Linked DNA regions of Homo sapiens: region 2 is linked to region 1. A link is an interaction called in ENCODE POLR2A ChIA-PET data of the cell type or tissue named here. Cell type or tissue: Caco-2. All regions are shown on one strand. Links, peaks and the distances in the headings refer to the core of each region. The heading gives the core; the rest is flanking DNA. Region 1 overlaps PLXNA2 (plexin A2). Region 2 overlaps PLXNA2 (plexin A2).

Evidence for each region. Peaks named below come from ENCODE experiments on the same cell type or tissue, not always from the same donor. Only the 100,000 strongest peaks of a DNase experiment are listed, where the experiment ranks them.
Region 2: POLR2A ChIA-PET joins it to region 1 with 6 read pairs; 2 of 35 experiments call an interaction of 5 or more read pairs at or near these places.

What each region holds. Positions count from the first base shown.
Region 1 is chr1:208,177,389-208,182,757 of GRCh38, reverse strand. The region is part of intron 3 of PLXNA2 (plexin A2); the gene reads left to right. Among named protein-coding and RNA genes, the nearest start is that of PLXNA2, 64 kb to the left of the region's middle. RefSeq lists enhancers at 1,939-2,892, 3,016-3,572. In Caco-2, for the core only: no CTCF peak of the experiment used is centred there; DNase peaks (open chromatin) are centred at 2,727, 3,177, 4,407 and 4,867.
Region 2 is chr1:208,056,387-208,061,755 of GRCh38, reverse strand. It overlaps PLXNA2 (plexin A2), which reads left to right. Exons shown (of 32, transcript NM_025179.4): 13 at 919-1,070. Among named protein-coding and RNA genes, the nearest start is that of LINC02767, 100 kb to the right of the region's middle. In Caco-2, for the core only: no CTCF peak of the experiment used is centred there; a DNase peak (open chromatin) is centred at 2,245.

The sequences.
Region 1 (5,369 bases), core at 149-5,148:
CCGCACAGCTCTGCCCAGCTGAAAGGCTGCCCTTCAAACCCCTTTTCTTGCTCAGAACTACAGGGGAAAGCAGGAGAGCCCCTGTTTTGCTACAAACAAGCAGAGTGATGGCAAATACGCCTCAGTTTTCCTATCTGCAAAATGAGGAGACGGCCTCATAAGGCCCTTCCGGAGCTCCATTCCATGAATGCAGTGTCCCAACATTGCCACTCGCATGGGCAGAGCAAGACGCTTTCAGTAGCTATGGAACTGCCAAAAAATTCTCTTGCAGTTTTTTGGTGGTTCTGATTTCTTTTTTCTGTCTTTCTTTCTTTTTTTCTTTTCTGAGACAAAGTATCACTCTGTCACCCAGGCTGGAGTGCAGTGGCGCGATCTGGGCTCACTGCAACCTCCACCTCCCTGGTGCAAGCAATTCTCCTGCCTCAGCCTCCTAAGTAGCTGGGATTATAGGCAGGCACCACCATGCCCGGCTAATTTTTGTATGTTTAGTAGAGATGGGGTTTCACCATGGTGGTCAGGCTGGTCTCGAACTCCTGACCTTGTGATCCGCCCGCCTCAGCCTCCCAAAGTGCTGGGTTTACAGGCGTGAGCCACTGCACCCGGCCTTTGATTTCTTAAGGAAGAGAGATGAACCCATTGCTCATCTCCTTCTACTGGTTTGATTCCTTTTGTCTTGAGTTCTAAGCTCTGGAGCTGAGCTGAGCTGAGCTAGACTGAACAGGCCACGGTGAAAGAGACAGGAGAGACACTAAGTCAATTTGCCTTTGTTTGTATAGCAGCTAGAGCAGGGAGGAGTTGAAATGAGATAATAGAAAGAACTTCCTAAATGGGACACGGTCTCAGGGGAGTGTAACATTTTCTTTCCTAGCAAAATTTCAAAATAAGAAAGTTGGAGGAGAACATTTGCCTCCCAAAAGCTATTTTTCTGGACATAATTTAAAATTACAGCTTCTCCTCCTATCGCTCTGTATTCCGCCACTTCCCATCCCTGGACCTCATCCCTACCTTCACAGTGAACTCGGGCCCACAACGGCCTGGTCTACAGATGGCGGAAAGAGGTGGGAGGTTTTGCCAGAGAGCAGGGGTGAGATTCCCCTCCCAGCCCCTCTCTGACTTCTGACCTCTGCACCTTTCTTGCTAGTGATCCCTAAATTACTGGGCTGTCTAACCCTCTCTAGGGAGGAGGGAAGCAAACAGGGCTGACGGGAGGTGGAGCAGAGAAAGTATGAGGTGGAGGTCAGGGGTCTTTTCACAGTGTGTTTTGGCAAAGGAAGCCTGTGGAGCTGCCAGTGGGATCAGACTTTCATCTCCTGAGCTAGCCCCCTCACTGGGAAAGCAAAAGCTGTCACTGGAGCTGTGATTTGGAGCATGTGCTCTGGGGAACTAGGCTGCACCCCTCAGGGTCTGGCCCCCTGAAGGAAAGACCAGAGAACAGACAGGGCCTTCCCTGCACCCTCCTGCCACCACCCTCCTCAGCCTTAGGAGGTGACAGCAGTGCCTGGAAAGGGGCTTGCTCAGAAGGAAAAGGCTCGGTCTGCCTACCTGGGTCGGGAAGTGGTAGATGGGATTGTCCTCAGGGCCCCAGCCAGCATGAAGCCTCTCTGATGCTTCTTATAGCCCTCAGTGTGTTCCTATCACTCCAGAGAACCTCCCACATGCATTTGTCTCCCAGTCCAGCAAATTAAAATCTGAAAGGAAGGAAGAGGTCACAGGCTCAGAGCCTGGACACTAGAGGTTTCTCACTGAGTGAACTTTGGAAGGCTTGGAAGGCTGGAGTTTGGGGTCGCAGAGAAGTCAGCCTCCGCCATCCCCTCTCAAACTTGGGCAGGGGGAGACCCCAGAAGCTTGACATGGCCAGGGCCAATAGCGGTTACTCCCTTTCCCTCCTACCCCCATTTCCCTCATCACAGTCCTTTTTACCCCTCCTGGGATATCTTCCATCCCAGTTCCCCTCGATTGCTTTAGGGTGTGGGGCAATGACAGCGAATACTCATGAGGGGCAACAACTTCAGACAAAATCTCTGAAGACTCACCCGTGTCTCCACACTTCTTCCACCCCTTGCTAGCTGTGTAAAGTTAACCACTGTGACTCTCAGTTTCCTCGTCTGCCAAACGGAGTAAATAATAGTGCCTTTCTAGGATGGATGCCAATGTTGTTTGGATTCAACATAAAGCAGATGCAGAGGGTGTAACGCGGTGCCTGATACATGAAAGTTAAGCATGAGCTCTTGGGTTTTTGTTTCCCAGGTTTCTTCTCTCTTGGTGGCTCTTTAATGAATAGTGACAGTCCATACCCAGGCAGCCATAGCCACTGCCACTGCCACAGCCAAAGCTCAGGCTATGTGATGAACCTGTTTTCTCTGCCTTCTGCCCCTGCTCCCAGCCATCCCGGCAGAGGTGCCCACTCAGGCCTCCTACCGGAGCCCCTCTCCCACCGCTTGAATGCAGAGGCGTTTCTTCTGCTGACAGCCTGAAGACAGGCCATTTTTCTTCTCCTCCCATATAATGGCCTTTACTCTCCTACCACTCCACCCCCTTTCCCAGCCTTAATGACTTTAACATACACACAGTTATTTAAAAAAAAAAAAAAAAATACAAGCCCCCAGTGAGCTGCTCTAAACCGCCTGTTGTGGAGGAGGAACAACCCAAGCACATGTTCACAAGTCACTGCATGTGATGACAGGGGGCCTTGTGCTAATTTCCTCGTGTTTGAAGCCCCAGGGTGGGGGCGGGGCAGGAGGCAGCCAGAGGGGAGAGACCCAGGGCTTGGGTATTTGCTTGTTCCCTTTGATCCTCCTAGAAAATGCTGTAGCATTTGGGGAAGTATTTCATCCTGGGAAATCTCAAAGAAGAGTAAGAAAGATGCCTTAGGCAGGGGTTGGGGGGTGGCAGGGGATACTGTAGAAGGAAGATGCTACCAGATGACCTTTTCTCTCCTTGAGATTCTGAATCCCTGCTCTGGCTTCCCTGGGCAGCAGGAGAGAGTACAGAATCTCCAAGGGGAGGCTTCAGCTCAAGGTATTTATGGATTTGCTGAAGCCTCCTACCCTAACACTCACACAGTTTTTGCCTTCCAGTTTCTCTTTGTGGCTTATCTGAGAGAGGCTAATAGAGCCTCCAGGGCCCTCATCTGCCCCACCCTGTGGATAGCATCTAGGTTGAGCCTCTCCCTCTGATCTTGACCTCTAGGGCTGACGTGTAGTCTGTGAACCAAGGGTTGGTCTGGTGGGGGAGAAGGGGAGTGAGTGCTGCCTGCCTCTTGGCAGACCATTATGCCAGGAGGGAGGAGGTTCCTGACCACAGGACAGGTCCGGCAGAAGGGAGGGAGGACAAAGAGCCAAAAGCCCCGGCTGCACCTCCTAGCAGGGAAATGGAGCTGGCTGTGAGCCAGGTTTTCCTCTAAATCAGAAGCAAATGCACCAAAGCTGCAACCTTACCCCTTGACCGAGGACGGGAAAGTGCCTGTCTGACCTCACGTTATTGGTGCTATTATCATCATTATTGGTAATATCACCATCATCATCCTGTAATTTACCAGCTTCAATGGCGAGGATGCTTAGGCTTCCTCTGGGCTTTCATGTTAAGAGAAAATGAGTTGTGGCAGCCTCCCCGCCTCTCTCCTCCCCATAACCACCCACAGGGCCTCTGCCCCTGTCCTCATCACCAGAGACTCTCCGTAGCCCAGGCCCAGCGTGCTGTCATGCTTGTGGGGATGCTGTGTGTCAGGGCTTACATGCTAGGGCAAGGGGGAAGGCCCCTTTGTGTGGTAGCACATGTCCCTCCTCTTTAAACCAAGAAAAAGACTTCAACCCACACCCTAAACTAGTTGTTCTCAAACTTAAGCTTGCATCCGAATCACCTGCAGAGCTTATTAAAATACAGATCACTGGGTCCCACGCCCAGCATTTCTGATTTAATGGATCTGAGATGGAGCCTGAGAATTTGTATTTTCCAAATGCTGATTTTGTAAGTTTCCAGTTGATGTTGATGCTGTTGATCTGAGTACCACATTTTGCAAACCACTCCCCTAAGGGTGAGTTATTGGAACTCTTCTTCTCCTCGCATCCTCCTGGATACAGGTGTTTACATTGTCCCTCATTCGATACCTTCCAAATTGGGTTCCCAACAAGGAGGCCAAGGGCCCAGGTGCAGTGTGAGATGGGGGAGTGCTGCTAGCTCGCACACATAGGAACCCCTTGGAGAGAAGGCAGAGGCAGGCAACACCCCCGCCCCTACCCCTGAAGATTTATTCTTTCATTTGGTATTTTAGGCCTTCCTCAAGGGGGTGCTGGGGCCAGCCTGACTCACTGTGTAAACCTTTTTCAGGAACACTGGGCTGCAGCCAAGCTCTCCTCCCTCAGTTAGGCCCACCCTCATTCTTCCCCACCTGTTCCTCTAGCTGAGCTTCAGGCTCAGCAGAAAGTGACAATGTCCCTGTGCACACTGTCCCCATGCCCTGTAGGGAACAGGCACCTGGCTGCACATTGTGTACATTAATTTTCAAAGCAAGGCTTCTCATAACTCTTTGCCATAGCTTTCTCCTCCCCTCTACTCCAAAGAGCTCAGGAATTCCACAAAAACAGTGCCATGGGAGCGTGACCTTTGCTCTTTTTTTTTCTCCTCTCGGTAGGATAAAGAGGAAAGAAGGTAGGAATGGACACTTATTATGCTCCTATAGAATGGCAGAGGCTGTGCTAAATGCATTGCACATCATCTTCTATTACCAGGAGTGTTTTCTGCCTAATGTTTGTTCAAGTCCTCAGGGTAAGGCCCCTGTTTTGCAGTAAGAGGTTTGAAATCTCCAGGTGCACACTGTACACAGATAACCAGAGACGGGCAAAGTCTAGCCCAGTGATTCTCAGACTTGAGAGTGCATCAGAATCACCTGACTGCTTGTTAAAACGCAAATTGCTGGGTCCCACCCCCAGAGTTTCTGATTCATTAGCACTGGGCTGGGGCAGGCCCCAAGAATTTGCATTGCTAACAAGTTCTTAGGTGGGGCAGATGCTGCTGCTCTGGGGACCACGGTTGAGAACCACTTATCTAGTTCTACAGCCCATTGGTTAGACTTTTGCTGGCTGTTGTTTTATGTTTCACTCATCAGAACTGTATTCCCACCTCTAGACCAGATTATACTCTTTCTGCGATCCCTTGAGGTCACTAAGGAAAAATGTGACCAGCTTGCTAATTCCATGTTGTTTATTCATTTATTCAAAAGATAATAATCATTATAGTAAACACTCATTTAGTGCTAAGTGCCACTGTCCTAGAGCTTTGCATGTATTAACTCTTTTAATCCTCATAAATAATCCTGAGGTATCTGTAATTATTATCCCCATTTACAAATGAAGCAACAGAGACACAGAGAT
Region 2 (5,369 bases), core at 215-5,214, 120 kb after region 1:
AAGAGCCTGGTCTGTTCCCAGATAGAACTTTATTACATCTTGAGAGACCTGGATTCTGCTATTCTGTTTCCAGTGTTTGGGGTCTGAATTAAGGAATGAATAAATAAGCAATCCTTGCCAACAGGAAGCCAGCAAAGATTTGGAAAATCCTAAAGTTATTTCTTCTTTGTCCTAGCATGTGTCATAGGATGTTTTTTGCAGAACAGTGTCAAGTGCACTTTCCATCTTTGATCTTCTCCCCTGCAGCCACACCTAGTCTCTACTCCCCACACTCCCACTGCTTTCCCTCTGTATCTCTTATCCGTGTATACCCCAAATCAGTGGTATTCATGAACTGCCTTTATCTCATCCTCGACTCTAAGTTTCTTGAGGCCAAATTTCCTGTCATATTCATCATTGTACCCCCAACAGGCTGTAGCACACAGCAGGGGCAATAATAACACTGTCACAATTACAAAGCCCTCTGGTTTCCAAAGTGCTCTCAAGCACACCTTCTGTTTGGTGCTTCCAGACTCCCTTTGAGGTTGGCAGAAATGATTATACCCCCTTCACAACTAAGAAAGCTGAAGTTCAGAGAGATTACGTGACTGATCGCAATCAGGCAACTAGTGAATTAGAGACATGTCTCAAACCATGGTTTTCTGCCTTGAGTCTAGTATTCTTTCTGATAATTTTTTAAATAAGTAGATGAATGAATGACTGACTTAAAGAACCGAGGAAGCAGTGTAAAACAGAACATGATGTCAAGATCCGAGATAAGCTAAAAAGTGGACAAAACGCACTCACTCACCAGAATTCCTGGTGGAGGAATTTAAGAACCTATGGAGGTTCTTAAACCTCCCTGGGGGAGGGGGAAGGGTGCTGCTGTTTCTGTTCCTGTGACCAAACCAAATTGCTAATCCCATTTCCCTCCTGCAGATTTTGACGGTGTCTGGACCGCCGGAAGGAGGGACGCGAGTGACCATCCATGGCGTGAACCTGGGTCTGGACTTCTCCGAGATCGCCCACCATGTGCAGGTGGCTGGGGTGCCCTGCACGCCCCTCCCAGGGGAATACATCATCGCTGAGCAGTGAGTCCGCCCTGGCCAGCCCTTTTCCCATGGGAGCTTCAGAGTGGAGACTGGAGACTCTCCCCTCTCCCTTCCTGGGCCTTTTCCATGATTGATCTCCCATTACATTCTCCTCCCATGGACCTGCCCCAGAAGCCTCCCCAGGGCCCCCTCCTCCCTCACCTCCACCCTCAGGGGGTCTCATCCTGTTTGATTCCCTGTTCCCTGACTCTTCTGGCATCAGGGCTCCGGCCCTGACCGTCCCTCATTCAGTCTTTGCCTGCCCGCCAGTGTGACTGAGCATTTCCTCCTAGGTCTCCCCCAGCCCTTCCCCTGTCAGCCCCCATTGGAATGCATCCTGTATGGTGGGCTGCAGGCAACAATTTGTTTGGTGCGTGGGGCTCTGACAGCAGCTTAATCCGAGCAGGGCCTCCGCTGGAGCAAATTCATTTATTTCACTAAGGGAAATGTCAGCTGGAAATTAGAAAATAGGCATGTAGTTGCGGACAGGCAAACGGGGCTCCAGGAGTGACATATGTTCCAATTTGGGGTGTTCATTTGGCAGTGGTGGCTGCTGTGGAGTTGGTGGGCAGGAGGTGGGCACGAAGCTGGGGGTCAGAGGATGGAAAAAGGGAGGCTACCCCTCCAAAGGAGAAAGCGGGGGAGCAGCCAAATCATTCTGCATGATTTATCAGGGAAGTTGGGTCAAACCATTCTGATTCCACTGTGAACACAGCTCTGCAGGGGGTACTGGGAGCATGAGCAAGAGCATGACTTTGGGGCAGGGACTTCCTTCCCTTATCCTAACCCTCTGCCAGGTCAGGTTGTTTCCTCTGATCCCCCCCACCGGAGCCAGCCTTTAGTGGCAACCATAAAAATGACATCGCTTTATCTTCCATCAGCACTTTGCAGTTAACAGAGCACTTTCTCATCCACTATCTCATTTTTAATTGGTAAGGACTCTGAGAGGTAAATATTGTTATCATCATTCTGCAAAGCAGGAGAGAGCAAAGGACTCATGAGAAGTGAAATGACTTTCCCCAGTTCATTCAGGGCATAAGTGGCTGAGGCAGAATTAGACCTTGAGTCTCCTGACCCCTAATGCAGGGCTACTTCCCTTCCATAACAGTGATGGGGCACGACTCCTGGACAGGAGCAGTCTGAAATTCCACGAATCAGTGTGTAGCTCTGAGGCTTACAGGCCGTGATTCTCGCAGGGCCCAGAGAAGGGTCAGAGTCCAAAGGGGTGAATTCCCAGACTCTGAGGGCTGTGTGATGCCTGCCAGCCACAGCAGGGAGAAGAAAGAGCTGGCCTGATCTCTCAGATCCTTCAGGTCTGATCCTTCAATGACAGCCTTATTCCTGCAAGGAATGAGTCCTGGAGGAAAGGCTGGCTGGGCCTATAGGACAGAGATGAGGAAGATGGAAAAAGGGAAAGGAAACAAATAGTGCTTCTGAGCCAAAAAAGAGGTGAAAGCTGTTGTGGCAGGAGCCAGGGCACCCACAGAGGTCCTCCTGGCAGACCATCTTTACAGAGCCCCGCACCCTGCCAGACTAGGCAAGGTGCTCAGTTACACGACCCCAAATCCACCTCAACCTCAAGGACCTCCCTTGGGCCCCTGGACACAGACCTGTATCCAACTTGGTGAGATGCCACAGGAATCCAAAGGAAAGGGCTAGGGTATGGGGTGAGGGTGGGAGGTAAGGCTTTTAGCTGAGAAGTGCAAATTCCTGGGCAACTGGCCCTCAGAATCACATGAGGTTTGGAATGAAACCGTGTTTTAGACCTGCCTCCTCTACTGACCAGCCCCAAGACCTTAGCAAGCTGTTCAGTCTCTGTGACCTTCATTAGCCTAATGTGCTGCCCAAATGTAAGGAATTTCAGTGCTATTTATGAAAGGAAATGTACTGCACTCACCCCACACCCAGGGCCACGGGGAAGAAAGTGTCGAGAGAAGCTGCACGTGAGGCTGTGAAAGGAGCCTGGGGAGGGGAACAATCCCCATGCATTCCTGCAGAGGCTGGTGGTCGCCCCAGAAAACCACCACTTCAGGTATGGGGTAGGCAGAAGACAGAGAGCACACCCCATGCCTCGCTGGATGCAGCCCTGGTTTCCAGCTGTGCCAGGCTCATTACCACTCCCGAGGTTTCAGAGTTTGCTAACATCATTAAAGCCTCCATCCCGGGCAGTGAGCAGCAGGCACAATCGTTACAGATGTCTGTGAGAGATGAATTTGGCTAAAAGGACCCGGTGCAGAGTCCTGGGCGCGGGCAGGATTCGCCAGCACGGTAATGATTCACCATATGCTTGTGCTGCGCCATCTATCACTCAGCAATTAGGTTAATGTCGGTTAAAGGGCCCCGCTTAGTCCTGCAATCAGCACCCCACAGGTCTGTGGAGGGCTGGATGATTCAGTCACAGGAAGTTTCCTGGACCATGGGATGCATGTTGAGGCTGCAGCTCAGCCCCTCCTGGGACAGGGGCTCCACATGGAGCAGATTCCCCTTAGATCCTCAGGCTGCTTCCCTCTCATCTGCTGTACCTGTGAACTCAGCCATTGCGGGATGGATGTGAGATGTGTGTGTGCTTCCGCCCCAGGGAGCGAGGCACCATCTATGCAAGTCTATGGGAGGTGGTGTAGTGTGGGGCAAGGGTACTGGGTTGCATTCCAGGAGACTGGTGCTCAAGCCTTAGCTCAGCTGTGGATGAACCAGGTGACTTTGAGCAAGTCACTTTGCTCCCTGCTTCTCAAACATCTCATCTGGAAAACAGGTATTTAGGAATAGATGATTTCTACATTTGCTTTGGTGGTCCTCTAGATGTCCAAACCAGTAAATGGTATGCCCCATGGAATCTGCAGCTCCCATTGTAAAGATTATCTGTGGCACTAAGGTGCCTCCGGAAGCCCCCTGCCACCAGGAGGAGTCAGGTCTTCAGATGTCAAAGCTGGATGGCTGTTTGGTCCAACTTCCCATTTTATAAGGAGAGAATCTAGGCATCTCCAGCGATTGTCTCCTAACAATACATAGGGACCCCAGAGCCACCAGAGACACAGGGAGGAGACAGGGAAGACAAGAGGCCTCAAGAAATCAAACCACAAGAAATCAACCAACCTTGCTGACTTGCAAGGCTTGAAGGAGGTGGTGGTGCACACACCACTGCCTATGGTTGTCTACAACCAAGAAGGTAGAGGGGACAAGTGGTTAGCTCTCAGAACCTGAGGAACCCAGCTCAGCCTTTCTCACCACCCCTGCCAACAACCTCACCTCTACCATTGCTGCCATATCCATACTGTCCCTTCCTTGAAAGACATACAGAGCATCCCATTAAATCTATTGGCAGTAGAGGGGAGTGGTCAGAAGCATGAGCTCTGGAGTCGAGCTGACCTGGATTTGAATCAGGGCTCTGCCACTTACCAGAATTGTGGCCATAGATAAGTCACTTAGCATCCCTGAGCCTTAGTTTCATTGTCTGTACAATGGAGATAAGACCCGCTCTGTAGCAGAGCCTGAGGATGGCATGAGATCCTGTCTTGTAGAGTGCCTGGCAGAATCAGTAAACTGTAGTTCTTATTATTATTAAGGGCTAGAATTTGCTTTGGCATAATACTCCTTCCTCAATATAACCCTTTCCACTCCCTGCAGCTGCCCTAGCTTCTTCCTTTAACTCCCTATCTTCCTGAACTCAAAGAACAAGTGCCTGCAACAAATATTTTCAAGCCCTTTCCACCCTGGCCTGCAGGCACTGGGTCCCAGGAATGAAAGGGAAGAAGAGTTGAGGAGATTAGAGTTTGTCTGCAATGCTGCCTGATTTTCTTAGGACTCTCCAGTTCTTAGATCTTCCTGCCCAGACCCTTTTCTACAACCCACTGCTGACCACAGCCCTCTGCCCACTCATTCCACAGCTGAGAAGGGGGCTCGGCTGATGCCCGAGGAAAGAGACCTATGGCCAGCTCTGATTTCTCCCCAGTGCAGCCCCTGGACCCCTGCATCCTGCCTTTCCAACTACAGGTGCCCTTCCTTGCACACTTGAGTGGCATCCATCTCTCAGTCATCACTCTTCTCCTAGGTGCTTGAATATACTGCTTTTCTTTTGAAACATGAGCCCCAAGCAGGAAAATGTCCTAGAAGAGACAGTGTGCCAAGAGGCCCTGGCCCATCATTAGCTCCACACAGGGGCAGCTGACCAGGGCTGTTCCAGGCCTTCTCCTTTCCTACACAGACCCAGGGCCCAGGGAAGAACATTTCCATGCTGCCCGTGACCTTCACATGTTCTCTTTTTTCTTTTTTCCTTAACTTCAAGCCTGTGATGATTTCTTC